2 separate regions of the Homo sapiens genome follow, and region 1 is linked to region 2. A link is a loop called in an ENCODE intact Hi-C map of the cell type or tissue named here. Cell type or tissue: mammary epithelial cell. All regions are shown on one strand. Links, peaks and the distances in the headings refer to the core of each region. The heading gives the core; the rest is flanking DNA.

Region 1 (16,024 bases), core at 3,709-11,708, 53 kb after region 2:
GCAAGGAAAAACAAACCCCCATGATTCAATTAACTCCCCTTGGGTCCCTCCCACAACACGTGGGAATTCTGGGAGATACAATTCAAGCTGAGATTTGGGTGGGGGCACAACCAAGCCATATCAACTCAGTTTCCCCATTTGTGAAATGGAGAAAATTTCATGTCTATCAAGATAGTTGTGAGCGTTAAACAAGTTAAAACATCTAAACTCCTCCCCAGTGCCTGACACACATCAGCAAAGGATAGTTAAAATGCTACTACTATTATATCATATACAAAATACACTCGGATCAGTTGACTGTCAAATTATTCACTTCAATGAAACTTTATATATCTAATTGCATCTATATCAACATACAGACATAAAGAGACAGACAATATATAAAGTAAGTAAAGCACACATTTCAAAACTTATAACATCACAAGTTGGCAAAAATCCAACAAATAGAGGAATTAAATTTTAATTTTAAAAGTCTACTATTTCTATAATGTTAATTACTTTCAAGGATGTAATATATATTCTTTTAACCTCTTAAAGCAAAAAACGCCTCTGGTTTAGAATGTATAAGTCATGCCAAATCAAGAAATAAGTCTACATTTGAAAATGGTCACAACATTTAAATTTTTTTTATTATTATACTTTAAGTTCTAGGGTACACGTGCACAACGTGCAGGTTTGTTACATATGTATACATATGTCATGTTGGTGTGCTGCACCTATTAACTCATCATTTACATTAGGTATATCTCCTAATGCTATCCCTCCCCCCTCCCCCACCTCAAAACAGGCCCTGGTGTGTGATGTTCCCCTTACTGTGTCCGAGTGTTCTCGTTGTTCAATTCCCACCTATGAGTGAGAACATGAGGTGTTTGGTTTTTTGTCCTTGCAATAGTTTGCTGAGAATGATGGTTTCCAGCTTCATCCATGTCCCTACAAAGGACATGAACTCATCATTTTTTATGGCCGTATAGTATTCCATGGTATATATGTGCCACATTTTCTTAATCCAGTCTATCATTGATGGACATTTGGGTTGGTTCCAAGTCTTTGCTATTGTGAATAGTGCTGCAATAAACATATGTGTGCATGTGTCTGTATAGCAGCCTGATTTATAATCCTTTGGGTATATACCCAGTAATGGGATGGCTGGGTCAAATGGTATTTCTAGTTCTAGATCCTTGAGGAATCGCAACACTGTCTTCCGCAATGGTTGAACTAGTTTGCAGTCCCACCAACAGTGCAAAAGTGTTCCTATTTCTCTGCATCCTCTCCAGCATATGTTGTTTCCCGAATTTTTAATGATCGCCATTCTAACTGGTGTAAGATGGTATCTCATTGTGGTTTTGATTTGCATTTCTCTGATGGCCAGTGATGATGAGCATTTTTTCATGTGTCTGCTGGCTACATAAATGTCTTCTTTTGAGAAGTGTCTGTTCATATCTTTCACCCACTTTTTGATGGAGTTGTTTGTTTTTTTCTTGTAAATTTGTTTGAGTTCTTTGTAGATTCTGGATATGAGCCCTTTGTCAGATGAGTAGATTGCAAAACTTTTCTCCCATTCGGTAGGTTGCCTGTTCACTCTGATGGTAGTTTCTTTTGCTGTGCAGAAGCTCTTTCGTTTCATTAGATCCCATTTGTCAATTTTGGCTTTTGTTGTCATTGCTTTCGGTGTTTTAGACATGAAGTCCTTGCCCATGCCTATGTTCTGAATGGTATTGCCTAGGTTTTATTCTAGGGTTTTTATGGTTTTATGTCTAACATTTAAGTCTTCAATCCATCTTGAATTAATTTTAGTATAAGGTGTAAGGAAGGGATCCAGTTTCAGCTTTCTACATGTGGCCAGACAGTTTTCCCAGAACCATTTATTAAATAGGGAATCCTTTCCCCATTGCTTGTTTTTGTCAAGTTTGTCAAAGATCAGATGGTTGTAGATGTGTGGTATTATTTCTGAGGTCTCTGTTCTGTTCCATTGGTCTATATATCTGTTTTGGTACCAGTACCATGCTGTTTTGGTTACTGTATAGCCTTGTAGTATAGTTTGAAGTCAGGTAGCGTAATGCCTCCACCTTTGTTCTTTTGGCTTAGGATTGAATTGGCAATGCGGGCTCTTTTTTGGTTCCATATGAACTTTAAAGTAGTTTTTCCCAATTCTGTGAAGAAAGTCATTGGTAGCTTGATGGGGACAGCATTGAATCTATAAATTACCTTGGGCAGTATGGCCATTTTCACGATATTGATTCTTCCTATCCATGAGCATGGAATGATCTTCCATTTGTTTGTATCCTCTTTTATTTCGTTGAGCAGTGGTTTGTAGTTCTCCTTGAAGAGGTCCTTCACATGCCTTGTAAGTTGGATTCCTAGGTATTTTATTCTCTTTGAAGCAATTGTGAATGGGAGTTCACAAATGATTTGGCTCTCTGTTTGTCTGTTATTGGTGTATAAGAATGCTTGTGATTTTTGCACATTGATTTTGTATCCTGAGACTTTGCTGAAGTTGCTTATGAGCTTAAGGAGATTTTGGGCTGAGATGATGGGGTTTTCTAAATATACAATCATGTCATCTGCAAACAGGGACAATTTGACTTTTTCTTTTCCTTATCGAATACCCTTTATTTCTTTCTCCTGCCTGATTGCCCTGGCCAGAACTTCCAACACTATGTTGAATACGAGTGGTGAGAAAGGGCATCCCTGTCTTGTGCCAGTTTTCAAAGGGAATGCTTCCAGTTTGTGCCCACTCAGTATGATACTGGCTGTGGGTTTGTCATAAATAGCTCTTATTATTTTGAGATATGTCCCATCAATACCTAATTTATTGAGAGTTTCTAGCATGAAGCGTTGTTGAATTTTGTCAAAGGCGTTTTCTGCATCTATTGAGATAATGAGAACAAAGACACAACATACCAGAATCTCTGGGACACATTTAAAGCAGTGTGTAGAGGGAAATTTATAGCTTAGATACCCACAAGAGAAAGCAGGAAAGATCTAAATTTGACACCCTAACATCACAATTAAAAGAACTAGAGAAGCAAGAGCAAACACATTCAAAAGCTAGCACAAGGCAAGAAATAACTAAGATCAGAGCAGAACTGAAGGAGATAGAGACGCAAAAAAACCCTTCAAAAAATCAATGAATCCAGGAGCTGGTTTTCTGAAAAGATCAACAAAATTGATAGACCGCTAGCAAGACCAATAAAGAAGAAAAGAGAGAAGAATCAAATACATGCAATAAAAAATGATAAAGGGGATATTACCACCGATCCCACAGAAATACAAACTACCATCAGATAATACTATAAACACCTCTACGCAAATAAACTAGAAAATCTAGAAGAAATGGATAAATTCCTGGACACATACACCCTCCCAAGACTAAACCAGGAAGAAGTTGAATCCCCGAATAGACCAATAACAGGCTCTGAAATTGAGGCAATAATTAATAGCCTACCAACCAAAAAAAGTCCAGGACCAGATGGATTCACAGCCAAATTCTACCAGAGGTACAAGGAGGAGCTGGTATCATTCCTTCTGAAACTATTCCAATCAATAGAAAAAGGAGGAATCCTCCCCTAACTCATTTTATGAGGCCAGCATCATCCTGACACCAAAGCCTGGCAGAGACACAACAAAAAAAGAGAATTTTAGACCAATATCTCTGATGAACATCGATGCTAAAATCCTCAGTAAAATACTGGCAACCCAAATCCAGCAGCACATCAAAAAGCTTATCCACCATGATCAAGTGGGCTTCATCCCTGGGATGCAAGGCTGGTTCAACATACACAAATCAATAAACGTAATCCAGCATATAAACAGAACCAAAGACAAAAACCACATGATTATCTCAAAATTTAAATTTTAAAAAGAAATCAAACTAGGCAGCTCACTTATAATCACCTTGATTAGAATAAATCTACTAGCAGGTTAATGTACACTAAAAAGAATTCATTGTATATTCCCCATCCTTCATAGTAATACCAATGCTAATAAAATACACTGTACAAATGTTTAGAACTCAGTAACTGAAAATTGTAAATATAAAATGTATTATCTCATTACACATATTATCTCAGTGATTGTTTACAAAAACATGATTGAGGCAAACATGGGTGTTTGCTGTTATGGTATACTGAGCCGGCTCATAAAAAAACTGGAAGAAATTCTGTTTACGCATCTCCTGACACCTCTCCCTATTATTTATTGAGTGCTGGAAATGAACATCTCTAACTCTAAAAGAGGCAAAGGACCATTGTAGTGGGTTTTTATCACCCTTCCCTTAGACCAAATACACGGTTATATTTTAAAGAATTTTCCCATTAAATAGAAATAAAAACAAACACGAAAAATAATTTATCAACTAAGCAAATTGAGAATGCTGACAAACTTGGCAGTGACACATAGTGCAATGGAAGACATCTATTGCTCTATTTACTTATTTTCTGTCAGTAGTGGCTCTAAGCCTATAAAAGGCAGAGAAGAGTAAAAGAAAGGAGAGAAAGACATTGTGTGTGTATTTGTGTGTATGTGCAGAAAATAAACCTTTTTTTAGGTTTTCTAAGCTTAGTCAATTATTTTCTGTTAAATTATAATTAATGCAGTCACCAGTAACTGAAGGAATAATTACATTTTGAAGAATGTTTACTACTATAGTTGTAAATGATTGATTCAATGAATTTATTAAAAATGAGCAGTTTCATGGGCTTGAATTTAATTTTAATACTTCAGTCCAAATTGTTAAAAATGGCAAGAAGCTAACTGCCAGAAGTTTACTTACATCATCCCATTTTTAAATCAGATCTTTTATCTAATAACTTGTAATAATCAAGTTAGGACTCATTAAACATAATCTTTATGCTTCTTCCTTAAACTTTGATCTTTAAACAATGTTTTAAATACTTTTATGATAAAAACTCTCAACAAGTTTGGTATAGAAGAAATGTACCTCAAATACAGCTACATCACATCCATTGGTGAAAAGCTTTCCTCTAATATCAGGAATAAGAAAAGGATGACCACTCTTGCCACTTCTATCCAATATACTTCTGGAAGCTTTAGCCACAGCAATTAGGCAAGAACAAATAATAACAAAAATTTTAAAAGACATTCAATCAGAAAATAAAAAGTAGAGCTGTCTCTCCTTGCAGGTGACATTTGCTTAAAAACTCTACCAAAAATTACTAGAACTAATAAATTTAGTACATTTTCCATATACAAAATCAACATAGAAAAATCAATTATGTTTGTATACACTAACAACAAACTATCCAAAAAATGAAATTAAGGAAAGATCCCAATTACAATAGCATGAAAATAAAATACATAGAAATAACCAATGAGATAAAATATTAGTATCTATATATTAAAAACTATAAAACTGATGAAAACATTTGAGGACACAAATAAAAAGATATCACATGTTCATGAATTAGAATAATTAATATTGTCAAAAATGTGCATATTTTCCAACTTAATCCACAAATTCTATACAAACTTTCTCAAAATTCCAATGGAATTTTCACAGAAATAGAAAAAAAATGTTGTAAAGTTTTGTGGTATCACAAAAGACCCCAAATAGCCAAAGAAATCTTGAGCAAAAAGAGCAAAGCTGGAGGTATCACATCACCTGATTTCAAAATATGCTACAAAACAATGGCTATCAAAACAGCATGGTACCAGCATAAAAACAGACATACAAGCCAATGAACCAGAACAGAAAGCCCAGAAAAAAATGCACATATTTATGGTCAATTGATCCTTGCAGAAAGTGCCAAGAACACACATTGGGGAAAGGACATTCTCTTCAAAAAATGTTGTTTGGAAAACTGATTCTCTGCATGTGGAAGAATGAAATTAGACCTTTATATCACCCTATATATAAAAACCAACTCAAAATGGATTAATGACTTATACGTAAGAAACTGAAACTGCAAAAATACTAGAGAAAAACATAGGTAAAAAGCTTCTTGATATTGGAGGAAGCAATAAATTCTTAGATAAGTCCCCAAAAGCACAGAAAACAAAAACAAAAATAGACAAATGGGACTGCATCTAATTTAAAAAAAAAAAAAACTGTGTACAGCCAAGGAACAACCTACAGAATGAGAGAAAAATTATACAAACCATACATCTGAAAAAGAGTTAATATTCAAAATGTATAAGGAATTCACTCAATCACAAGAGAACAAACAACCCCATTAGAAAATAGTCAAAGGATCTGAATGGATATTTTTCAAAAGAAGACATATGTATTAGTCCCTTCTCACACTGCTATAAAGAAGTACCAGAGACTGGGTAATATATAAAGGGCAGAGGTTTTATTGACTCACAGTTCCACTTGCCTGGAGATGCCTCAGGAAACTTACAATCATGGAGGAAGGTGAATAAGAAGCAAGTACCTTCTTCACAAGGCAACAGGAAAGAGAGCGTGTGGAGGAGGAACTGTCAAACACTTATGAAACCATCAGATCTCATGAGAACTCACTCACTATCTTGAGAACAGAATGGGGGAAGCCGCCCCCATGATCCAATCACCTCCCACCACTCTTGACATGTGGGGATCACGTGTCAAGATCAATCCCACTCTTGACACGTGGGGATTATGGGGATTAAAATTTAGATGAGATTTGAGTGGGGACACAGAGCCAAACCATATCAACATACAAATGGTCAACAGGTACAGTCATGCATTACTTAATAACAGGAATACATTCTGAGAAATGTGTCACTAGGTGATTTTGTAGCTGTTTGAACATCATAGAGTGTACTGACACAAACCTAGATGGTATAGCCTACCACACACCTAAACTATATGGTATAGCCTATTACCCCTAGGCTAAAAACATGTACAGCATGTTACTGTACTGAATACTGCAGGCAATTGGAACACAATAATAAGTATTTGTGTATCTAAACATAGAAAAGGTACTGTAAAAATATAGCATAAAAAATGAAAAATTATATACATGTATAGGGCACTTATGAATGGGGCTTACAGGACTGGAAGTTGCTTTCAGTGAGTCAGTGAGTCAGTGAGTCAGTGGTGAGTGAATGTGAAAGCCTAACACGTTACTGTACTGTAGGCTTTATAAACACTGCACTAGGCTACACTAAATTTACACAAAATTGTTATTCTTTCTTAAATAATAAATTAATCTTAGCTTACTGTAACTTTTTATTTTATAAACTTTTACAATTTTTTACTTTTCTGTCTCTTTTGTAATACATTTAGCTTAAAACAGAGAATCACTGTACAATTGCATAAAATATTTTCTTTTTTTAATATCCTGATTCTATAGGCATTTTTCTATTTTTAAAATTTGTATTTTATTTTTTGCTTTTAAAACTTTTTTGTTAAAAAACTAAGACATAAACATTATGCTCACACATTAGCCTAAGCCTACACAGGGTCAGGATCATCAATATCACTGTCTTCCCTCTCCAAGTCTCATCCCACTGGAAAGTCTTCAGGGGTAATAACAGCCATAGAGCTGTCATCTCCTATGATAACAATACCTTCTTCTGGAATATTTCCTGAAGGACCTGCCTGAGGCTGTTTTACAGTTAACTTTTTTTAATAAGTAGAAGGAGTGCACTTTAAAATAATGATAAATAGTATATTAAATACATAAACCAGTAAAATAATCATTTGTTAATATTATCAAGTAGTATGTACTATACACAATTATATATGCTACACTTTTTTTTTCATTTTTGAGATAGGGTCTGTATTAGTCCATTCTCATGCTGCTAATAAAGACATACCCAAGACTGGGTAATTTATAAAGGGAAGAAGTTTAATTGACTCACAGCTCAGCGTGGCCGGGAAGGCCTTAGGAATCTTACAATCATGGCAGAAGGGGAAGCAAACACATCCATCTTCACATGACGGCAGCAAGGAGAAGTGTCAAGTGAAGGCAGGGAAAAGCCCATTAATAAAGCCATCAAATCTTGTGAGACCTCACTCACTATCATGAGAACAGCATGGAGGAACCACTCCCTTGATGTAATCACCTTGCACAAGATCCCACCTCCAACACATGGGGATTACAATTCAAATTACAATTCAAGATGAGGTTTGGGTGGGGACACAGCCGAACTATACTATTCTGTCCCTGGCACCTCGCAAATCTCATGTCCTCACATTTCAAAACACAATCATGCCCTTCCAACAGTCCCCCAAAGTCTTAACTCATTCTAGTATTAACCCAAAAGTCCAAGCCCAAAGTCTTATCTGAGACAAGGCAAGTCCCTTCCACCTATGAGCCTGTAAAATCAATAGCAAGTTAGTTACTTCTTAGATACAATGGAGGTAAAGGCATCTGGTAAATACACCCATTCCAAATGGAAGAAATCGGCCAAAATGAAAGGGCTACAGGCCAAAGAAAGGCCTGTAAGGCCGAAAAGGTCTAAGTCAGAAATCCAATAGGGAAGTCATATCTTAAATTTCCAAAATGACCTCCTTTGACTCCATGTCTCAAATGCAGGTCACGAGGTCCAAAATGATCTCCTTTGACTCCATGTCACACTGATGCAAGAGATGGGCTCCCATGGACTTGGGCAGCTCCACCGCTGTGGCTTTTTGGGGTACACACCACTTCCTAGCTTTCTTCACTGGCTGACATTGAGTGTCTGTGGCATGTCCCACCATGCCTGGCTAATTTTGTAATTTTTGTAGTGATGGGGGACTCACTATTTGCCCAGGCTGGTCTCAAACTCCTGGGATCAAGCAGTAGTCCCATCTTAGCCTACCAAAGTGCTAGGATTAAAGGCATGAGCCACCACACCCAGAATCTGTGCCATAATTTTATATGACTGGCAGCACAGCAGTTTCTTTACACCAGCATCACCACAAACATATGAATAATGCATTGCACTATGACATCACCAAGAAATAAGAATTTTTCAGGTTCATTATAATCATATGGGACCACCTTGCATACGCAGTCTGTCATTGATCAAAATGTTGTTATACAGTGTGTGACTGTTATGAAAAAGTGCTCAACATCACTAGTCATCAGGGAAAGCAAATCGGAACCACAATGAGATAACACTTCACACCTGTTAGAATGGCGATTATCAAAAAGACAAAAGATAACAAGCTTTGGCAAGTATGTGGAGAAAAGGGAATCCTTGCATACTATTGGTAGGAATACAAATTGGTATAGCCATTATGCAAAATACTATGAAGATTCTCAAAAAATTAAAAATAGAACTACCACATAATCCAGCAATCCAAGTTCTGAGTATACAAGGAAATGAAATTATCATGTTGAAAAGATATCTGCACTCCCATATTCACTGCAGCATTATTCACAAGAACCAAGATATAGAATCAACCTAAGTGTCCATCAATAGATGAATGCATAAAGAAAATGCAGGATATATGTGTGAGTGTATATATGTGTATATGTATATATATGTGTGTATATATGTGTGTGTGTATACATATATACATATATACATGTGTGTACATACATATATACATATATACATGTGTGTACATACATATATACATATATACATGTGTGTACATACATATATACATATATACATATGTGTGTATATACATATATGCATATGTGTGTATATACATATATACATATATGTGCGCATATACATATACATATATGTGTATATACATATATACATATACATATATGTGTGTATACATATATACATATACATATATGTGTATATGTATATATACATATATACATATGTGTGTATATATACATATATACATATATACATGTATGTGTGTATACATATATACATATATACACATATATGTGTGTATACATGTATACATATATACATATGTGTGTACATACATATATGTGTATACATATATACATATATACATATGTGTGTATACATATATACATATATACATATATGTGTGTATACATATATACATATATACATATATGTGTGTATACATATATACATATATACATATATGTGTGTATATATACATATATATAGAGAGAGAGAGAGGAGAGAATTGCTCAGTCTTTAAAATGAAGAAAATCCTATCATCTGCAACATCACTATGAACCTGGAGGACATTATGTCAAGTGAAATAAGCCAGGCACAGAAAGACAAATACTGTTTGATCTCACTTATATGTGGAATATAAAAAGTAAAACTCATAAAAGCAGAGAACAGATGGTTGCCAGGGGGTTGGGGGGTAGGGTAAATCGGGAGATGTCAGTCAAAGGGTATACAGTTTCAGTAATCTAGAATGAGTAAGCTCTGGAGATACAATGTACGGAATAGCAACTATAGTTAATAACACCATATTGTATACTTGAAATGTGCTAAGAAAGTAGACCTTAAATATTCTCACCATAAAATAAAGGTATTGTGATGGAAATGTTAATAAGCTTGATTATAATAATCATTTCATAATGTATATGTATTTCAAAACATCACATTGCATACTATAAATATGTATAATTTTTGTCAGTTATACCTCAATAAATCTATGTTAATAATTCTGGAAAAATCACTCTGGTTGTCAATTATTAAACTGGAAACCACCAGGGACTCTGGAGACACTATGCTTCAATTTCAATTCCAGCTCTACTATGTGCTAATTGAAAGACTTTAGGCACTTTCTTAAAATTCTGTGCCTCAATTTCAACATCCATAAAATGTGTTTAAAGAAGTAAATAGTAAATGCTTATATAAGGATTTTAGTACTGTCTGAATATTTGAATGTGCTCAATAAGGTTAGCTATTTTTATTATCAGTTAAGCAATAAAGGCACAAAGTAATGAACTCGGTTAGCCAATGTGGTATCAGAATATGAATCATTCAGTCTATTTTGTTTTCTCAATGATAGAGTCAAGCCTTTCTCCTCAAATAAACATTTCGGCTAAAGTATCTTGACCTGATGCAACTAAAACAAAATATATTCAATTTTTTAATTTACTCCTCAAATACCATTCAATTTCTGATCTGGTCTTTGGCCACTGTAAGCACAGGTCTCTTGCTTGGACTACAATGTTCCACAGCTGCAAATTGCCTTAATTTTTAATTTCCCAGGTGTGGGATCAGAACTATGATAATGGAGTGTGTTTTAATAAATCCTTAGACTCTTAAAATGGGACTTCGGAAAGACTAACTCAAACCCAGAGATGGAGTAAGTTGGAGTGTAGGGTGATTAGAAAGTGAAGCTCTAAAGAGAAGAATTGTTCATTATTGTAATACTAGGTAGGAATGATTAGCAGATAATACTGGGTAGAAAATCCAAAAGACAATCCAGATAAATTATTATCTAACCCAATCCAGCAGTGAATAATAAAGATAATAAATGACCCAGTTGAGCTTATCCCAGGCATAAAAGGAGGATTTCGTATTAGAAATTCCTTAAATGTCTTTCAACACTTAATAAAGAAGAAAAAATAGTATGATCATCTGACTTATTAAAGAGCATATAAAAGGGAACTTTCCATGTTAAACACACAAAAACACATGTACACACCCACATATTACTGTAAACAGGGAAATAGTAGACATTATCCCTTTAAAATAAAAAACGACACAAGGAAGGTACACTATTAATACTTACATTTATTCATGTACTACAATGCCTTACAAGAATAATTTAAAAAGAAAGAAAAATAAATTAAGGAAATATGATTGGAAGAGAAGAAATAGAAACATCATTGTTTGCAGGTATGACTAACAGCATAGAAACCCTACCTCCCCAAAAAATCTATTGATTAATTATAAGAAATATAGGGGCTCCAAGATGGTGCAGGTGATCTTTAAGGCCCTGGAGGGAATGGACAACCAGACCATTCTAGCTGTCCCATCATTACTGGATGGCCAAGGAGCAGTCCCTGATCCCAGAGGCCAGAGTGTCAATGCGTCCCCTGCTATCCAGCCATTGGATGATGAGGATGTCTTTCTCTGTGGGAAGTGTAAGAAGCAATTCAACTCGCTGCCAGTGTTTATGACCCACAAGCGGGAACAGTGCCAAAGAAATGCCCCCGACCTGGACACAGTCTCGCTGGTCACCAACAGCATCTACACAATCTACACACCTTCGGCAGCACCCACAGCGGTCCAGCAGGCCTCGCCTCCTGCCAATTGCCAGATCTCTACATACATCACAGTGCCCCTGTCCCCACTGATCCAGGGGAACATCTTGGTAAGCAATGACTTGCTCATGTCTGCCATTTCAGGCTTCACATCCCTGGACCAGCCCATGCCCTAGGGCCCGCGACCTGTGCAGAGCAGCCTGAACATGCATTCTGTGCCCAGCCACCTCACCTAGCCTTCACCCCCTCCTCCACCACTGCCCTCACCACCTCCACCCCACAGCCTGGGCCCCCCTGGGCATCCCAATCCTGGTGGGAATGGTGTGGTGAAGGTGTACAGTGCTGCTGCACTCCTGGCTGGGAGTGGAATGGTGGAGATCCAGGCACTGGTGATGCAGCCCTACCCACCCCTGGAGGTGCCAAACCAGTGTGTGGAGGCTCCAGTATACCCCACCCCCACAGTGTACAGCCCTGGCAAACACCCAAAGGACCAAACCCTGCTGCCCCATGACCAGTGCCACCGGGGGCACCGTGGCCATCTTTGACTCTCCACCAATGCTGAAGACCCCACGGGCTAAAGGTACCAGGGGACTCCTGGAAGCTACAGGGAAGCCAAAGGCTCAGAAACTCAAGTGCCCATACTGTGACAAGTCATTCACCAAAAACTTCGACCTGCAGCAGCACATCTGAAGCCACACAGGTGAGAAGCCCTTCCAATGCATTGCATGTGGCCATGCCTTTGCCCAGAAGTCTAATGTTAAGAAACACATGCAGACCCACAAGGTATGGCCTTCAGGACACGGTGGTGGCACTGTGTCTCGAAACTCTGTGACTGTACAGGTCTTGGCCCTGAACCCCAGTAGGCAGGAGGATGAGGAAAACACAGGGTTGGGCCAGCCCCTACCAAGCTCGCCACAGCTCCAGGCCTGGCCCACAGCCAGCGATAGCAAGGGGCAAGCCGGAAACCCAAGCAGGTAGTCCTCATCTACAGCTCCTACTTGTTCCAGTTCTGCCCCAGCAAGTTCAGCACCTATTTCCAGCTCAAGTCTCACATGACCCAGCATAAGAACGAGCAGGTGTACAAATGTGTGGTCAAAAGCTGTGCCCAAACGTTCCCAAAGCTCGACACATTTCTGGAGCACATCAAGAGCCACCAGGAGGAGCTGAGCTACCCCGGCCACTTCTGCAACAAGGACTTACCCCCGATGTACGACCTGAGCGTGCACCAGTACTCCCACAGCCTCCTTCCACAGCACAGCCCCAAGAAGGGCAGTGCCGTCTACAAGTGTGTCAAACGTGTCAACAAATATCCACCCCAGAGGCCCTGGAGCATCACCTGCAGACCGCCACTCACAACTTCCCCTGCCCACACTGCTAGAAGGTGTTTCCTTGTGAACGCTACCTGCAGCGTCATCTGCCAACCCACCGCAGTGGGGGCAGGTTCAAGGGCCAGGTGTGCAAGAAGTCCTCCCGGCGGGTGCATTACCTCAAACTGCGCGCTCACAACCACTCAGGCGAGAAGCCCTACAAATGCTCGGTGTGCGAGTCCGCATTCAACCTCAAGGACAAACTGTAAGAGAGACATGTTGATCCACCAGCCCTTCAAGAAATATAAATGCCCTTTATCGACGCACACAAGCTGCGGTAAGTTGTTCAACCGGCCGGACAAGCTGAAGGCCCATGTCCTCTCCCACTCCGGCATGAAGCTCCACAAATGCGCCCTGTGCAGCAGGTCCTTCAGCCGCCGTGCCCACCTCGCCGAGCACCTGCGCGCCCACACGGGCTACTACAAGTTCCGCTATGCTGGCTGTGCCAAGGGCTTTTTCCGCCACAAATACCTCAAAGATCACCGCTGTCGTCTCGGCCCCCAGAAGGAAAAGGACCTGCAAACCCGGCGGCACCCCCCCCCCCCACCACCGCCCGCGAGAAGAGGGCAGCCCCGCGCCGTGGCGGCAGTGGTGGGCGCAAGGTGGTGACCCCCTTGCCTGACCCGCTGGGGCTGGAGGAGATGAAGGACACAGGGGCTGGTCTGGTGCCCGAGGCCGTCCCGGGCAAGCCGCCCTTCGCAGAGCTGAACGCGGAGCTTTCCATCGTCGTGGGTGGTGCGGTGGGCACAGAATCTGAGCTGGTGGTACCTGGACAGCTGAGGGGCTGGGCTCCAACCTGGCTCTGGCGGGGCTGCAGGCCGGGGCCGAGGGCCCATGTGCCATGCTCGCTGTGCTCATCTACATCGAGGCCTCAGAGTGACGGACCCGGGGTGTTCGTTTCCTGGGAAGGCCTGATGCTCATGTTTGGGTCCAGGCTCCCTGGGGGCAGACTGGAGATCCTTCCCAGTGGAAGCGAGCCATCGAGCCATTGGCAGAAATCCTTCTGAATGTCATTCATAAACCTTGGCTCATGGCCGCCTTCCGGTGTCCCCTCTCCTGCTGGAAAGCCCTGCAACATTCTGGGGACAGGGGCAGGGCCGCCCACGGTTTCCGGGCAGAGCCACGGCAAGAGAGAGATGGCTGGAGCCTGAGCAGCCCAGCGTCCCGCTGGTCTAGGCTGGTAGTTGCGTCCCCTGGGAGAGAAGACAGGGCAGTTCCGCCCACTCTGCCTCCAGGCTGCCTCCAGGTGGGCTCTAGTCCGTTGCTCTTCAGGAAGCCTGCCATAAACTCTTTGGAGTTTATCTGTTGGACCTTTTCACAGACAGTTCCCCACAGCGTCCTCAGACAGCTCTGTGATGTTGGCTTTTAGGAGGCACTCAACTGTCACGGCTGGACTGCAGCTGTGAGACAGATCTGGCTTCAATTCCAAGAGTTGACATGCACTTGCCTTGTGACCTCGGGCAAGTCACTTCACCCCTCTGAGCCCCGTGTTCCTCATCTGTACAATGGGGCTTACAATACAACTACCTCACAGGGTTGTCCTGGGGATCCAGTATGATGAAATATGCCAGGGGCTTGCTCAATAAATGTTGTTGTCATTAAAAAAAAAAGAAAAGAAATATAGTATATGTAGTGTAATTCATATTTCTGTATAAATGTAATCACGATTTTTTTCTAGAAAACCATATGTTTAAATAAATGTATGAAAACAATAAAACAAAAGAAAATAAATATTCTGGAGTAGTTGTATGTGGACGAAGAGAAATTTAATTGGAAATGGAGATGAAAATGGTTGCCAGAGACTGGAGAGGGATGGGAAATGAGACATTGGTGAAGGTGTAAAGTTTCAGTCACACAGGAGGAATAAGCTCTCAAGATGTATGGCACAGCATGGTGGCTTCATTAATAATAAAGTGTAGTATACTCAAAAATTGCTGAAAGAGTGGATATTAATTGTTCTCATCATAAACAATAATAGGGATGTGAGATGATGGATATGTAATAGCTTCATTTAATCATTCCACAATGTATACATATAACAAAACATCACTTTTTATACCCTAAACATATATATTCTTTCAATTAAATGAAGCAAATTAAATACATACAAATATATATAATTTTTAATGTGTTGATTTAAATAAATAAATGGGGTATAAAGAGGGAAAACATTTTAAAATAAAATTTAATTAAAAAAGAACCTAGCAGGGACTCATGGTAATAATGCTATAGAATGAGGAGGACATTGACTTAACTCTATGTCCCTGAGGTGCTTAAATTAGAAAGGTGGTGGGAATGGGGAGCTGATATCAACTTTGTTTCCTGAAACAAACACAATGAATCCTTCAAAATTCTTGGTTCATGTACTAATTTTTCGGAACAATTTCCTTCCTTCCTTCAATTTACCTCTAAGTCATGCATGAAACTCTTTGTCCTACTCGATCATTAAAATAGGTGTTTTTCCTCTTATCTCCTGAAATAGATACTACAGCAAGCCTATGTCTTTCTAGCTTACCCCAGCTCCCAGGAGATCACAAGTAGTTAACAATGTAGACAAAATAAGTTCTTTGTGTCAATGGTATAACTTGACAGTTTCATTTAAAAATTACA
Region 2 (16,024 bases), core at 5,204-13,203:
AAAAATTCCTATATAATTCGAATAAGTATCTGTTTCATTTGTGCCCGTGAAACTGCCTTGACTAAAATTATAACAGTGAGAAAATTATGACAGTGAAAGAGACCTGACCTAACTGAATCCATCTTGGTTTTAACCTTGTTCATTCCTGGGTGTAGGCGAAACTAATTTTGGGAGGAACTTAGTTTATAGTTTAACTTTGAAACAAAAATGATAAGAGCCCTTTCCTGAAACAAACCCCCTTCTTGCCTGGGGACCAGACTGCCTTTGAAAGCCTAAGAAATTAGCCAGAAGATTAGAAATTATGGCTTAGGAGTTGCACAGCTAGAGGCCTCAAGATTTGAAACCTTGCTATCTGCTCCTAGGGGTAATATCATATTGTAAAACCTAAAATTGGTGCTTACGATATTTTTCAGACCCTGCACTCAGATCAGCTAGTGTCACCCAGATCAATAAACTGGCTCATCTGGTCTTGTGGCCCCCACACAGGAACTGACTTAGTGCAAGAGGCTTCAACTCCCTATGATTTCATCTCCAACCGGACCAGTCAACACTCCCCACTTCCCAACCCCCTACCCACCATGTTATCCTTAAAAACCCCAGTCTCTCAGTTTTCAGAAAGACTAATTTGAGTAACAATAAAACTCTGGTCTCCTATACAGCTGGCTCTGTGTGACTTAAACTCTTTCTCTCTTTCAATTCCCCTCTCTTGATAAACTGGCTCTGTCTGGGCAGCAGGCAAGAAAAACCTGCTGAGTGGTTACACCTGTGTGTACATTTATGGGCATTTTTAATGTCTATATTAGGTTTTCTTATGTTTCAATTTCCTCAAATGTCTGCCAAACCTTAGTTATCTTTACATATTTAGGAACAAGGCAATGAGAACCTAATTATATGGGCATGTGTGCCCGAGTGCTGGTGGGATTTTTTGGGGGTGAGCTGGTTCTCATGCCCAAGGACTCCTATATTCCAGAATTTGAGGTATTTGCTCTGGGCACCAACTTCAATACCAGCTGTCCATGTTCAATCCAGGCAGTCACTTTATCTGAAGACATGAACCTTCCAATATTTTGCCTAAATAATGTTCGCTGGTAGATATCTTGTTCACCATGTGAATCATAGGATTGTTGCGACCTCTGTCTATAGATTTCTAATGTCCTTGTTTTTCAACTCATGATTCACTTATGCTTTTCATCATACCTGGCATTCCTAAGTCTTGAGTCTCTCCAGGCAGCAAAGAAGATCACCTCCTCCCAGACTCTGGCCACTCTATCCTGCACCTTCCAATACCTCTCTCAAAACTGCTTTCTGCCTGCCAGAAAATTGCAAAAATTGTCAACCACTAACAGTCACCTCACATTATCTTCATTATGGAGTGTTTATACATTTTTTAAGCCTTGAAACTCAGGGGTCTGAGATGGTAAAGGACATAACAACACGTGATCAGTATGCTATCTTAAACCAATAATTTTCTCAGACCTTTAAAGCAACTATAAAGCTAAAATGCTAATGAATTACTAAATGGAAATGTGAAAATCACGCTTGCAAGATTATTATTATTATTATTATTATTATTATTATTATTATTATTATTATTTGAGACAGGGTCTCATTCTGTCACCCAGGCTGGAGTGTAGTGGTGAGATCTTGGCTCACCACTACCTCCACCTCCCAGACTCAAGCGATTCTCCTGCCTTGGCCTTCCGAGTAGCTGAGATTACAGGCACGCGCCAAGAAGCCTGGCTAATTTTTGTATTTTTAGTAGAGACGGGGTTTCACCATGTTGGCCAGGCTGGTCTCGAACTCCTGACCTCAAATGATCCACCCACCTCAGCCTCCCAAAGTGCTGGGATTACAGGCGTGAGCCACCATACCAGGCCACACGATTATTTTTAAGGGATAATTTGAAGAATGGGTATATGAAAAAAATTAAATTATTTAAAGCATTTCAGAAGCTTGTTAAAATTTACATTACCATGCCACACTACTAATTAAATTAGGGGTTATAAGACAGGATACATACACACTAAAATTTAAGAAGAAATAAAAGAATGATAAATGAGAACTCATGTCTTAGTTTGAATATTCGTAAAGGGATTTTAAATATCTCTACCTGAATACTCAGAGAAAACTCTGTTGCTTATTAAAAACCAAAATGTTTGTGATATGCAAGTCTCGGTAAACAAAAGCATGATCTTTTCCAATATGTTTTATGATTCTAAAAACTTTCCTTAAATATAAAAAAAAGGGATTGAGTTCTCACTGCTTACTTGACAGCCCTGCAGAATAATAGGAGAGTGCACATTATGTCAATCATATGAAACGTGATAATGTTGCAGTTTCTATGAGACTTACTCAAGGTTTTGGTTGACTCTCCAAGTCAGGCACGTTAATAACCTGTGACAATTTTAGTTTCTACTCTGCTCTCAATCCCTGTGCAAACACCAGGGGCTGCTTTAAACATTCAAAGTACAAATGCATCATCATGGCCATCTGTTTTTACTCCCATTTCTCATGATGTCTCTGACTTAACTAATGCAAACATCATTTTAAAAGTAATCATCATCAGAGTAGTGTGAATTGTTTTAAGTTAAATTCACATCTCTGAAGATGACTAATGGAAAACATCAATGCGGACGGATGTTTTCATTTGGGGAAATGTATCATATCCTTCAAACAAATCCCATAATCTACCCCCACAATTTCTACTGCTTAACAAAGTAATCAAGTAAAATATAATAATTTAATTGTATTATTTTTCCAACTTACTGTACCACATTGTTCTCATTCAGCTTGGTTTGACATCCCTTTTAATGTTAACTCTATTAACAATAGTGGCTTTAGCTCCAAAAGGCATTGAATTTCTATCATCTAAAATATACCAACCATCAGACTATTTTGTAAGTCTTTACCCAAATAGCAGTATGTTAACCTAACTTAGCTAGTTCTATACAGGATACCCATGGCCTTTGCAAACCTAAGAGAGCAATAAATTCTCTGAAGAAATTCTAAAAGCAATACTCTTCTCTTGCTCAGAAATGGCAGTAGCCAGAAAAAAACTAATTTGAATTCTCATGTCCTATAATTTATGGGTTGGGTGGATATCAAGATGAACAAATAGGGAATGAAATGAATACCTGAAGGCCTGTTGGTCGTAACAGAATGATGTAATGGATTGAAAGACACCGAGAGAGTCAGGCAAAGCCTACATGTTCCTTTAATGTAAGTAAAGGATTCAGGTTGCAACATTTTACTATATACACCAAATATGACCTGGCAGCACTCTGAGGTAGAGGTCAGGCTTCCCTGCCTCCAGGCCCCATAAAACATTCACTACCAGGATAATGTCTCTTTGGGGTGAAGATCTACTGTAGCCTTCAGGAAATTACCTTTATATTTCTACTAGTGGATTTATACATTCCCATCAACTGTTCCAAACTCAAGTAATGTGCCTACCTGCCAGTAGCTACAAGTTACAAGGTAACAATCTTAGCACATACCCTAGTGTTTACTATAGGACCTAGTGAAAGTCAGCTTCCCAGGAACAATTTTCTACAAACCAGACTCAGGCTTTAGATTTAATGGAATCTAATCTTTCACTGAATAATTATCAGCTCAGTGTTCAATCTTAAATTGAGCTCCATCTTGCCAATAGCATAGTTTGTTTAGAGTAATGTGTGAAGGTAAGGAGAAGACTGAATTAATCTAACCCATCTATCATTGTAACTTCCATTTAATTGTGTAAAACAGCCAAAAGAGGAAAGGAAATGAATCTATTATGTTGTCAAAAGATTCAAAGGAAACTTTAAATCAAGCATTAAGAAACTTAAGTGAATTTAGTTATTTTCAGTAGATAATACCATACTGTGTACTAGACAAAACTGTTTCACTTATCAGTACTGAATAATATAAAAATCTTTACTACATTGAGAAAATAAGCTCAATTAATTTTTAATAAGCTCTTATAGTGTACTCAGTTGCACTGATAGACCCCTATATTTTGAGCTGAATTCTGTCCTCTCAAAATTCATGTGTTTGTTGATGTCCTAACCCCAAAATGTGACTGTACTTGGAGATAGGACATTCAAAGAAGTAATTATTAAATAAAGTTGTAAGGGTGGGCCCTAATCCACTCTGACTGGTATTCTCATAACAAGAGAAAATTTGGACACACAAAGAGATATCAGCTATGTGCTTGCACAGAGGAAACACCACCTGAGGACACAGCAAGGAGGCAGCCATCCATCTGCGAGCCAGTGAGAGAGGCCTCAAAAGGACCAACCCTGCTCATACCTTGATCTTGGACTTCCAGCCTCCAAAACAGTAAGAAAATACATTTCTGTTGCTTAAGCCACCCACTCTGTGAGATTTTGTTGGCAGTCCTAGCAAGCTAATACCACCCTTATTCACTCAACAGATATTACCTGAATGTGATCATAGGCTGGATGGCTGCTACCTACAGGGCTGGGTACAAAATTGTTGAGAGGCCCCTCCTCTCACACACCCAAATGCTCTCTCTCTCTCTCTCACACACACACACACACACACACGGTATTAATCCATTATTTTTTAAATTCTTGCCTAACTCTGCTTGAGCAATGAATGTACTTCAGTATAAAGAAGTGCTCTGATTATATTTATTTCATTAAGTTGAAAATAATATTTTAACAACTAGGATTTTATTATACTCATCAGTTTTTAAAATCTCTTTTAATGTGAAATATAGTTCTATGGACAAACTTTGACATATATGAACATCTCAAATATTCAGAAATACTGTATTTCTGAATTCCAGAGTTTAAAAAGAATTCTTCATGTAAATCTTGTATGCTTTCCTGCAACCTAAACTAACCTAACCATCAGTGCACAAAGATATTTAGTATTTTTAATATTTCCCTAGTATTTCATTTGTTTCAGGTATTCCTTTACCACTTTAAATATTTTATTCCTAGTACTTTGATTTAGAGCTTCTTTGGAACAAATAATATTCTTCCAAGCATTTCTCTTCAGGGATTCTAAGCAATGTGATATTAAGTGAGCATAGTTATTACTTCTGTGGAGTCATCTATCTGCAATGAAAACTTCTTGATGTATTAATCTTCTGAACTCATGGTGCCTCGATTATATTTGGCACATATATCAATGCATTTATTAATAGTACTTTTTGAAAGGGAGAACTTTTCAATTCTCTTTCCTTCTTTGGTATCAAAGACATACATAGGCTGGTAAAATTAACAGTTCGCAGTTATATGAGGTATCTTGTTTTGTTTTGTTTACCCCTGGCTTTAGTCATTAATCCTCCACTGAGTTTTTTCAGTCAATTTAACACTGTTATAAGCAATCTCAAAATAATGCTTGGAAAAACATTGTGCCAATATAGATTACTTTGCTCCACTGCCTTACTGCATAGCTTTTCCAAGAAGATAGGACACTTAGGCAGAGGAAGAGAGAAATTACTGGAGCACAAAATAAGTAATTTGAGCTATTTCCCATTAGGTAGTTCAATTAGTGATGATGAATTTCATCTTGTGAATTAGATAACTTTCTAGCTTTGAGAAAGAAGTTGTACATTTTGGTGAGAAAATAATATTTATAAATATTAAATAAAATTAAACATAAAGTACTTAAGGAGATTATGGACCTTTCTGGCTTCAGAAAATTAATTTCTTAAAGTGTTCTTTCTAGGTTTTGGCATTCTTAGAAATGATACAAAACAGTCATAAAAAATTCAGAAATTAATTATATGGATAGTAAAATGGAAAATATTAATAAATTATTCATTATAATTCTAGAAAACTGAGAAAATATAAATATAACATGATCATAATTTAAAACGTTTTTTAAGAATGAAATTCTTGAATGTATTAAGCATATAATTCCCTTTGACAAAATGGTTAAGTGTTGTCCAGCTATTATGTGTTTTAGAAATAAACCCTCTAAACCTTGAAGTAAAAAAAAATGAAATTCCATCAAGAATCAGACTTGACTAATTGTTAATAACAACAGTTAATAAAGAAATAAGAAAAGATAGAATGAAGGTTGAGATAATAAAGAAAATAGTTCTGTTATTTATAAATAACTAATAAGTGATTAATAATAAAATTTAAAATGAAATAACAATGTGAAAATTCAGAGCAAAATAATTTCTAAGAAAAACTTAAGATTTTTAGTTGTACTTACATATATAATATTTCATCTCTATCCACAAAACATGGTGATTCAAATAATAGTCACACTGAAGCAGAAAAGTGAGCAAAAACTCTCCATGCCATTATTGAAACTTTGCCTAAAAATCAAAACGAAATACAGAAATGCATGTAGTACATGCATTTGGCTTGTTGGGATACAAGACCATCCGCAAAAGTATTTGGTATAATTTGTAAAGTGTGGCAGAAGAAGATGTAGAACTCCTGTCTTGACCTTAATCTCCAAGAAGTACATTAACTACTTTGCCTGATGCTTTTAATTAGGTTCTGCCCATGAGGAGGTAGGAGATTAGATGGCCACTTGGGATATATTTCTGTCCCAAGATCTATAACTACCTCATCATCTGCAGCACCAAGCACTTTCATTTAGAAAAATGTTTGGTAAGTTTCTATATTGCATATGTCATAATTTCATTAGGATATTCTTTTTCTAAAACCCTGCAATTTGAATCCTAAGAATTACTTGAAGCTGAAAATAAAGTATTATACCTGTTGAAATTGAGTTCAGAGATGTGGTTTTTTTTTTATTATGTTCAATGTCACTAACACCTAAACACAGCAGAAAACTCTGTGCTCTCAGCCTTAAGTACTGGTGATTGTACCAATTTTCAGAGAGGATCTAGATCTCTTAGTAAGAGAAGAAAAAAGAACTTTTCTAAGCATTTATGTTAAAAGAAAATTTAAGGTTTAATAGAGTTAGTGGCATAATAGAGCTGGTGGCATTTTCAATATCATATTTATATAATAAGAAAATACAAATGGATATTTACCACTAAATAGTATTATATTAAATAGCATCCCAAAGATAGACTCAAATAACCATATAATTAATTTTAACACCTTCAGAAAACTTCTCAAACTTACTATTGTATAAATAGGATGATGATTATAGTTTGTGATCAGATGAATACTAGCAGGAACTAGGCATTCTTAAATGCTAAGTAATACTGAATCAGCAGTCACCCATATAGCTCCTAAGATTTTCTGACATTTTCAACACCAGACACAACCCAGCTGCTGACATGTACCATGGAGTGCACTAAAGGTGAATAAAGAGGTTGCCCAGAAGAAAACTCACTTTATTTGACTGGGGAGAAATAAAGTCTGCAATATTGCCACGAAGTGGGGTAATCTGAGCAGAGAGAATGCATTGACAGTGTACAACATACAGATCTGTTCTACAGATTGCTGACTGCTGGTGCCTAAAACATGGTGGTGGGAGTGCCAATGAGTGAGGCTGCACAGATCCACAAATGCTAGATCATATAAAGCCTTGTGTGCCATGCTAAGGAGCTTGAATTTATCTCAAAAAGCCAGTGGTATAATTGCATTAGAGAAATGTCTTGGTACAATTTGCACTATTAAAAGATTAAACTGGCCAGAGTATAGAAAACTGACTAGAAAAGCGGGGATGGGGATGGGGTGGGAGGATTATGTCAAAATTTAAAGCAAGAAGACTGTTAGTAAAACTGCAATTGTTGGCCGGGCATGGTGGCTCACACCCGTAATCTTAGCACTTTGGGAGGCCGAGGCAGGCAGATCACCTGAGGTCAGGAGTTTCAGACCAGCCTGGCCAAAATGGTGAAACCCCATCTCTACTAAACATAAAAATTAGCAGGGCATGGTGGCGCATACCTGTAGTCCCAGCTACATGGGACTGAGGCAGGGGAACCGCTACAAGCTGAGGCAGGAGAACCGCTTGAATCCAGGAGGCGGAGGTTGCAGTGAGCTGAGATCACGCCACTGCACTCCATCCTGGGTGACAGAGCAAGACTCTGTCTTAAAAAACAAACAAATAGGCCGGGCGCGGTGGCTCACGCCTGTAATCCCAGCACTTTGGGAGGCCGAGGCGGGCGGATCACGAGGTCAGGAGATCGAGACCATCCCGGCTAAAACGGTGAAACCCCGTCTCTACTAAAAATACAAAAAATTAGCCGGGCGTAGTGGCGGGCGCCTGTAGTCCCAGCTACTTGGGAGGCTGAGGCAGGAGAATGGCGTGAACCCGGGAGGCGGAGCTTGCAGTGAGCCGAGATCCCGCCACTGCACTCCAGCCTGGGTGACAGAGCGAGACTCCGTCTCAAAAAAAAAAAAAAAAAAAAAAACAAAAAAAAAACAAATAAAAAGCAAAAACAAAAACAAAGAAACACTACCATTGTTAATCACATAAGAGAGGGTAAGTGCCTACTTATAAAAGCAGTAGGTAAAAAATATTACAAGTAGAATCAACAGACCTTGGTGAATAGTTTTGTTGATTGAGATTATGTAAAAAAAAATTCCTGAACCATGATGCTTACTTAATCTTTTACTGAATTGCAAAACCCTTTGCAAATCTGAAAAGCCACGATCCATAAAAATGCACACATAAAATCCACATTTTGATGAGTTGACTGATCTCCTGAGAAACTATTATTAAATTTCTGGGTTAAGAGTCATTGATAGAAGTTTTCTTTCAAATTTCTATCTTGAGTGACTAAATAGACTGTAATGCTACCAGGTGAGAAATGTAATAGAGTTGGTGGCAGAAATTTGGGAAGGAGAAAATCAGTTCAGTCTTACAATGTGATGTTTGAGGTCCCTAATGCAGAAAGTAATGGATAGAAGACAGCTGTATTTCTGGATCTAGAACTCAAAAGAAGGATCTAAGCTGGAAAAAAAATGGCTCAAAGGCCCAAATAGTATAATAAATGACAGTGAAAAGGATAAGATTACTTAAGTAGAGGATAGAATTATGGAAGCTGTCAATTAGATGTGGTGGATGCTGTCATGTGCCAAACAGATCTTGCTTACAGAAATGGAAGACTTATTTCAACATTTCTGAGATTGCTGTTGGCAGATAGTCCTCAACTGTCAGCCTCTTGGGAATTTCCTCTGGTTGAAGAGCATTGTCTTGTACAAGTCCTTGCCCCCTTCCTGCATTGAATGGCTATATCCAATGACTGCTTGATGCAGGAATAAAAAGTGCTGCCACTTTCCCCTGACCCTCCCCTATACATCCTCTACACACACAAATATGGACAACTGCAGAGTTCCACAGGTGGTTGGCTGAGGCCTTCACTGATTGACACAACACCTATGCCTTTTCCTCTTCCCAGTCCTGAATCCTTCCTCTCTCTTCTTCCTCATTGCTCTCAAATGAAGCATTCCCTAATACATGTCAAGCATGCTAATCTCCATCTCAAAATCTTCCTCCTGGCCACTCCAGCACGCAGCATAAATATCAAAGGGAGAGACACCATTTCAAACTTTCAGGCGGAGTGAAAGAATAAAAGACCTGAAAGTTTTTAAAGAGGCCAATTCAACACCACATACACACATCTTTAGCATACAATGCCAACTCAGTTATTTATTACTGTAATAAACCATATTAACTATGTCAAAGAAAATCATACGATCTCAATAGATGCCAACAAATTATGTATAACAAAATTCATCTTCTATTCTTGAATTTTTAAACTTTTAGTAGCACAGAAGTACATATTTGCTTAATCTGATAAAAATATATGACTCAAAACAAATAAGCAAACTATGCTTAATGATGATACTTTAAATGTTTTTTTTTTAATATACTTTAAGTTCTGGGATACATGTGCAGAATGTGCAAGTTTCTTACATAGGTATACATGTGCCATGGTGGTTTGCTCCACGCATCAACCCGTCATCTACATTAGGTATTTTTCTTAACACTATCCCTCCCCTTTCCCCCAACCCCTGACAGGCCTCGGTGTATGACATTCCCCTCCCTGTGTCCATGTGTTCTCACTGTTCAACTCCCACTTATAAGTGAGAATATGTGGTGTTCAGTTTTCTGTTACTGTGTTAGTTTGCTGAGAATGATAGTTTCCAGCTTCATCCATGTCCCTGCAAAGGACATGAACTCATTCTTTTTTATGGCTGCATAGTATTCCATTGTGTATATGTGCCACATTTTCTTTATTCACTCTATCATTGTTGGGCATCTGGGTTGGTTCCAAGTCTATGCTATTGTAAACAGCGCTGCAATAAACATATGTGTGCATGTGTCTTTATAATAGAATGATTTATAATCCTTTGGGTATACACCCAGTAATGGGATTGCTGGGTCAAATGGTATTTCTGGTTCTAGACCCTTGAGGAATCGCCACACTGTCTTCAACAATGGTTGAACTAATTTACACTCCCACCAACAATATAAAAGTGTTCCTATTTCTCCACATCCTCTCCAACATCTATTGTTTCCTGACTTTTTAATGGATCGCCATTCTAACTGGCATGAGATGGTATCTCATTGTGGTTTCGATTTGCATGTCTCTAATGACCAATGATGATGAGCTTTTTTTCATGTTTGTTGGCAGCAAAAATGTCTTCTTTTGAGAAGCGTCTGTTTATATCCTTCACCCACTTGTTGATGGGGTTGTTTTTTTCTTGTAAATTTGTTTAAGTTCCTTGTAGATTCTGGATATTAACCCTTTGTCAGATGAGTAGATTGCAAAAATTTTCTCCCATCTGTAGGTTGCCTATTCACTCTGATGATAGTTTCTTTTGCTGTGCAGAAGCTCTTTAGTTTAATTAGATCCCATTTGTCAATTTTGGCTTTTGTTGCAATTACTTTTGGTGTTTTAGTCATGAAGTCTTTGCCCATGCCTAAGTCCTGAATAGTATTGCCTAGGTTTTCTTGTAGGGTTTTTATGGTTTTAGGTGTTATGTTTAAGTCTTTAATCCATCTTATATTAATTTTTGTATAATGTGTAAGATAGGGGTTCAGTTTCAGTTTTCTGCATATGGCTAGCCTGTTTTTCCAACATGATTTATTAAATAGGGAATCCTTTCCCCATTGCTTGTTTTTGTCAGGTTTGTCAAAGATCAGATGGTTGTAGATGTGTGGTGTTATTTCTGAGGCTTCTGTTCTGTTCCATTGGCCTATATATCTGTTTTGGTACCAGTACCATGCTGTCTTAGTTACTGTAGCCTTGTAGTATAGTTTGAAGTCAGGTAGCATGATGCCTCCAGCTTTGTTCTTTTTGCTTAGCATTGTCTTGGCTATACAGGTTCTTTTTTGGTTTCATATCAAATTTAAAGTAGTTTTTCTAATTCTCTAAAGAAACTCAATGGTAGTTTGACAGAAATAGCATTGAATCTATAAACTACTGTGGGCAGTGTGGCCATTTTCACAATATTGATTTTTCCTATCCATGAGCATGGAATGTTTTCCCATTTCTTTGTGTCCTCTCTTGTTTCCTTGAGCAGTGGTTTGTCGTTCTCCTTGAAGAGGTCCTTCACTTCTCTTGTAAGTTGGATTCCTAGGTATTTTATTCTCTTTGTAGCAATTATGAATGGCAGTTCACTCATGATTTGGCTCTGTTTGTCTATTACTGGTGTGTAGTAATGCTTGTGATTTTTGCACATTGACTTTCTATCCTGAGACTTTGCTGCAGTTGTTTATCAGCTTAAAGAAATTTTGGGCTGAGATGATGGGGCTGTCTAAATATACAATCATGTCATCTGCAAACAGAGACAATTTGACTTCCTCTCTTCCTATTTGAATACCCTTTATTTCTTTCTCTTGCCTGACTGCCCTGGCCAGGACTTCCAATACTGTGTTGAATAGGAGTGGTGAGAGAGGGCATCCTTGTCTTGTGCCGGTTTTCAAAGGAAATGTTTCCCGCTTTTGCCCATTCAGTATGATATTGGCTGTGGGTTTGTCATAAATAGCTCTTATTATTTAGAGATATGTTCCATCAACACCTAGCTTATTGAGTGCTTTTAGCATGAAGGGGTTTTGAATTTTATCGAAGGCCTTTTCTGCAACTATTGAGATAATCATGTGGTTTTTGTCATTGGTTCTGTTTATGTGATGGATTACGTTTATTGACTTGTGCATGTTGAACCAGCCTTGCATCCCAGGGATGAAGGTGACTTGATCATGGTGGATAAGCTTTTTGATGTGCTGCTGGATTCGGTTTCCCAGTATTTTGTTGAAGATTTTTGCATTGATGCTCAAGGGACACTGGCCTGAAATTTTTGTTGTTGTTGTCTCTGCCAGGTTTTAGTATCAGGATGACGCTGGCCCATAAAATGAGTTAGGTAGGAGTCCCTCTCTTTCTATTGTTTGGAATAGTTTCAGAAGGAATGGTACCAGCTCCTCTTTGTACCCCTGGGAGAATTCGGCTGTGAATCCGTCTGATCCTGGGCTCTTTTTGTTTGGTAGGCTATTAACTACTGTCTCAATTTCAGAACTTGTTATTAGTCTATTCAGGGATTCGACTTCTCCTGGTTTAGTCTTGGGAGTGTGTATGTGTCCAGGAATTTATCCATTTCTTCTAGATTTTCTAGTTTACTTGTTTAGAGGTGTTTATAGTATTCTCCAATGGTAGTTTGTGTTTCTGTGGATCAGTGGTGATCTCCCCTTTATCTTTTTTATTGTGTCTATTTGATTCTTCTCTCTTTATTTCTTTGTTTGTCCGGCTACTAGTCTATCTATTTTGTTAATCTTTTCAAAAAACCAGCTCCTGGATTCATTGATTTTTTGAAGGGTTTTTCGAGTCTCTATCTCCTTCAGTTCTGCTCTGATCTTAGTTATTTCTTGTCTTCTGCTAGTCTTTGAATTTGCTCTTGTTTCTCTAGTTGACTTTTAATTGTGATGTTACGGTGTCAATTTTCTCATGTGGGCATTTAGTACTATAAATTTCCCTCTAAACACTGCTTTAGCTGTGTCCCAGAGATTCTGGTATGTTGTGTCTTTTTTCTCATTTGTTTCAAAGAACTTATTTATTTCTGCCTTAATTTCGTTATTTACCCAGTAGTCATTCAGGAGTAGGTTGTTCAGTTTCCATGTAGTTCTGCGGTTTTGAGTGAGTTTCTTAATCCTGAGTTCTAATTTAATTGCACTGTGGTCTGAGAGACTGTTTGTCATGATTTCCATTCTTTTGCATTTGCTGAGGAGTGTTTTACTTCTAATTATGTGGTCAATTTTAGAATAAGTGCTATGTGGTGCTAAGAATGTATATTCTGTTGATTTGGGGTGGATAATTTTGTAGACATCTATTAGGTCTGCTTGGTCCAGAGCTCAGTTCAAGTCCTGAATATCCTTGTTAATTTTCTGTCTTGTAAATATCTGTCTAATATTGACAGTGGGGTGGTAAAGTCTCCCACTATTATTGTGTGGGAGTCTAAGTCTCTTTGTTGGTCTCTAAGAACTCACTTTATGAATCTGTGTGCTCCTATATTGGGTGCATATATATTTAGGATAGTTAGCTATTCTTGTTGCATTGATCCCTTTACCATTATGTAATGCCCTTCTTTGTCTCTGATGATCTTTGTTGGTCTAAAGGCTGTTTTATCAGACAGTAGGATTGCAACTCCTGCATTTTTTTGTTTTCCATTTGCTTGGTAAATATTCCTCCATCCCTTTATTTTAAGCCTATGTGTGTTTTTGCACATGAGTAGGTTCTCCTGAATACAAGCACACTGATGGGTCTTGACTCTTTATCCAACTTGCCAGTCTGTGTCTTTTAATTGGGGCATTTAGCCCATTTACATTTAAGGTTAATATTATTATGTGTGAATTTAACCCTGTCATTATGATGCTAGCTGGTGATTTTGCACATTAGTTGATGCAGTTTCTTTATAGTGTTGATGGTCTTTACATTTTGGTATGTTGTTGCAGTGGCTGGTAATGGTTTTTCCTTTCCATATTTAGTGCAGCCTTCAGGAGCTCTTGTAAGGCAGGCCTGGTGATGACAAAATCTCTCAGCATTTGTTTGTCTGTAAAGGATTTTATTTCCCCTTCAATTATGAAGCTTAGTTTGGCTGGATATGCAATTCTGGGTTGAAAACTCTTTTCTTTAAGAATGTTGAATGTTGGCCCCCACTCTCTTCTGGCTTGCAGGGTTTCTGCAGAGAGATCCGCTGTTACTCCAATGGACTTCTTGTTGTGGGTAACCTGACCTTCCTCTCTGGCTGCCCTTAACATTTTTTCCTTCATTTCAACCTTGGAGAATCTAACAATTGTGTGTCTTGGGGTTGGTCTTCTCAAGGAGTATCTTAGTGGTGTTCTCTGTATTTCCTAAATTTGAATGTTGCCCTGTCTTGCTAGGTTGGGGAAGTTATCCTGGATAATATCCTGAAGTGTTTTCCAACTGGGTTCCATTCTCCCTGTCACTTTCAGGTATATCAATCAAACATTGGTTTGGTCTTTTCACACAGTCCCATATTTCATGGAGGCTTTGTTCATCCCTTTTCATTCTTTTTTCTCTCATCTTGTCTTCACACTTTATTTTCATTTGATCTTCCATCTCTGATATCTTTACTTCCACTTGATTGATTCGGCTATTGATACTTGAGGATGCTTCATGAAGTTCTCATGCTGTGTTTTTCAGCTCCATCAGGTTATTTATGTTCTTCTCTAAATTGGTTATTCTAGTTAGCCATTCCTGTAACCCTTTATCAAGGTTCTTAGCTTCCTTGCACTGGGTTAGAATATGCTCCTTTAGCTTGGAGGAGTTTGTTATTACCCACCTTCTGAAGACTACTTCTGTCTATTCATCAAATTCATTCTTTGTCCAGTTTTGTTCCCTTGCTGGCAAGGAGTTGTGATTCTTTAGAGGAGAAGAGGCATTCTGGTTTTTGGAATTTTCAGCATTTTTGCACTGTTTTTTCCTCATCTTTGTTTTTTTTAAATCTTCTGTTGATCTTTGATGCTGATGACCTTCAGATGGGGTTTTTGCGTGGGCATCCTTTTTGTTGATGTTGATGTTATTGATTTCTGTTTGTTAGCTTTCCTTCTATCAGTCAGGCCCCTCTGCTGCAGGTGTGCTGGAGTTTGCTGAAGGTCCACCCCAGACCCTGTTTGCCTGAGTAACACCAGAGGAGGCTACAGAGCAGCAAAGATTGCTGCTTGCTCCTTCCTCTGGAAGCATCGTCCCAGAGGGGCACCCGCCAGATGCCAGCCGGAGCTCTCCTGTATGAGGTGTCTGTCGAGCCCTGCTGGGAGGTGTCTCCCTGTCAGGAGGCATGGGGGTCAGGGACCCACCTGAGGAGGCAGTCTGTCCCTTAGCAGAGCTCAAGCATTGTGCTGAGAGATCCGCTGCTCTTTTCAGAGCTGGCAGGCAGGAACGTTTAAGTCTGCTGAAGCTGTGCCCACAGCCTCCCCTTCTCCCAGGTGCTCTGTCCCAGGGAGATGGGAGTTTTATCTATAAGCCCCTGATGGGGGCTGCTGCCTTTCTTTCAGAGATGCCCTGCCCAGAGAGGAGGAATCTACAGAGACAGCTTAACTACAGCGGCTTTGCAGAGCTGTTGGGGGTTCCGCCCAGTTCGAACTTCCTGGCAGCTTTGTTTACACTGTGAGAAGAAAACCACTTACTCAAGCCTCAGTAATGGTTGATGCCCTTCCCCCCACCAAGCTCGAGTGTCGCAGGTCGACTTCAGACTGCTGTGATGGCAGCAAGAATTTCCCGCCAGTGGATCTTAGCTTGCTGGGCAGCTGGGCTCTGTGGAAGTGGGACCTGCTGAACAAGACCACTTGGCTCCCTGGCTTCAGCCCCCTTTCCAGGGGAATGAATGGTTCTGTCTCACTGGCATTCCAGGCACCACTGGGGTACGAAAAAACTCCTGCAGCTAGCTTGGTGTCTGCCCAAACAGCCACCTAGTTTTGTGCTTGAAACCCAGGGCCCTGGTATTGTAGGCACCCGAGGGAATCTCCTGCTCTGCAGGCTGGGAAAACTGGGGAAAAGCATAGTATCTGGGCCGTATAGCACCATCCCTCATGTCATAGTCCCTCAGCTTCCCTTGACAAGGGGAGGGAGTTCCCCGAGCCCTTGAGCTTCCCGGGTGAGGTGACGCCCTAC

What was found. Peaks named below come from ENCODE experiments on the same cell type or tissue, not always from the same donor. Only the 100,000 strongest peaks of a DNase experiment are listed, where the experiment ranks them.
Region 1: a loop joins it to region 2, with 2.1 times the contacts of the local background. A loop is called at or near these places in 1 of 110 quality-filtered maps.

What each region holds. Positions count from the first base shown.
Region 1 is chr4:80,384,448-80,400,471 of GRCh38, reverse strand. The region is part of intron 2 of CFAP299 (cilia and flagella associated protein 299); the gene reads right to left. It also overlaps the pseudogene LOC100419739. Among named protein-coding and RNA genes, the nearest start is that of CFAP299, 57 kb to the right of the region's middle. In mammary epithelial cell, for the core only: no CTCF peak of the experiment used is centred there; a DNase peak (open chromatin) is centred at 7,011.
Region 2 is chr4:80,439,412-80,455,435 of GRCh38, reverse strand. All of the region lies in intron 2 of CFAP299 (cilia and flagella associated protein 299), which reads right to left. Among named protein-coding and RNA genes, the nearest start is that of CFAP299, 110 kb to the right of the region's middle. RefSeq lists an enhancer at 14,680-15,462. In mammary epithelial cell, for the core only: no CTCF peak of the experiment used is centred there; a DNase peak (open chromatin) is centred at 8,605.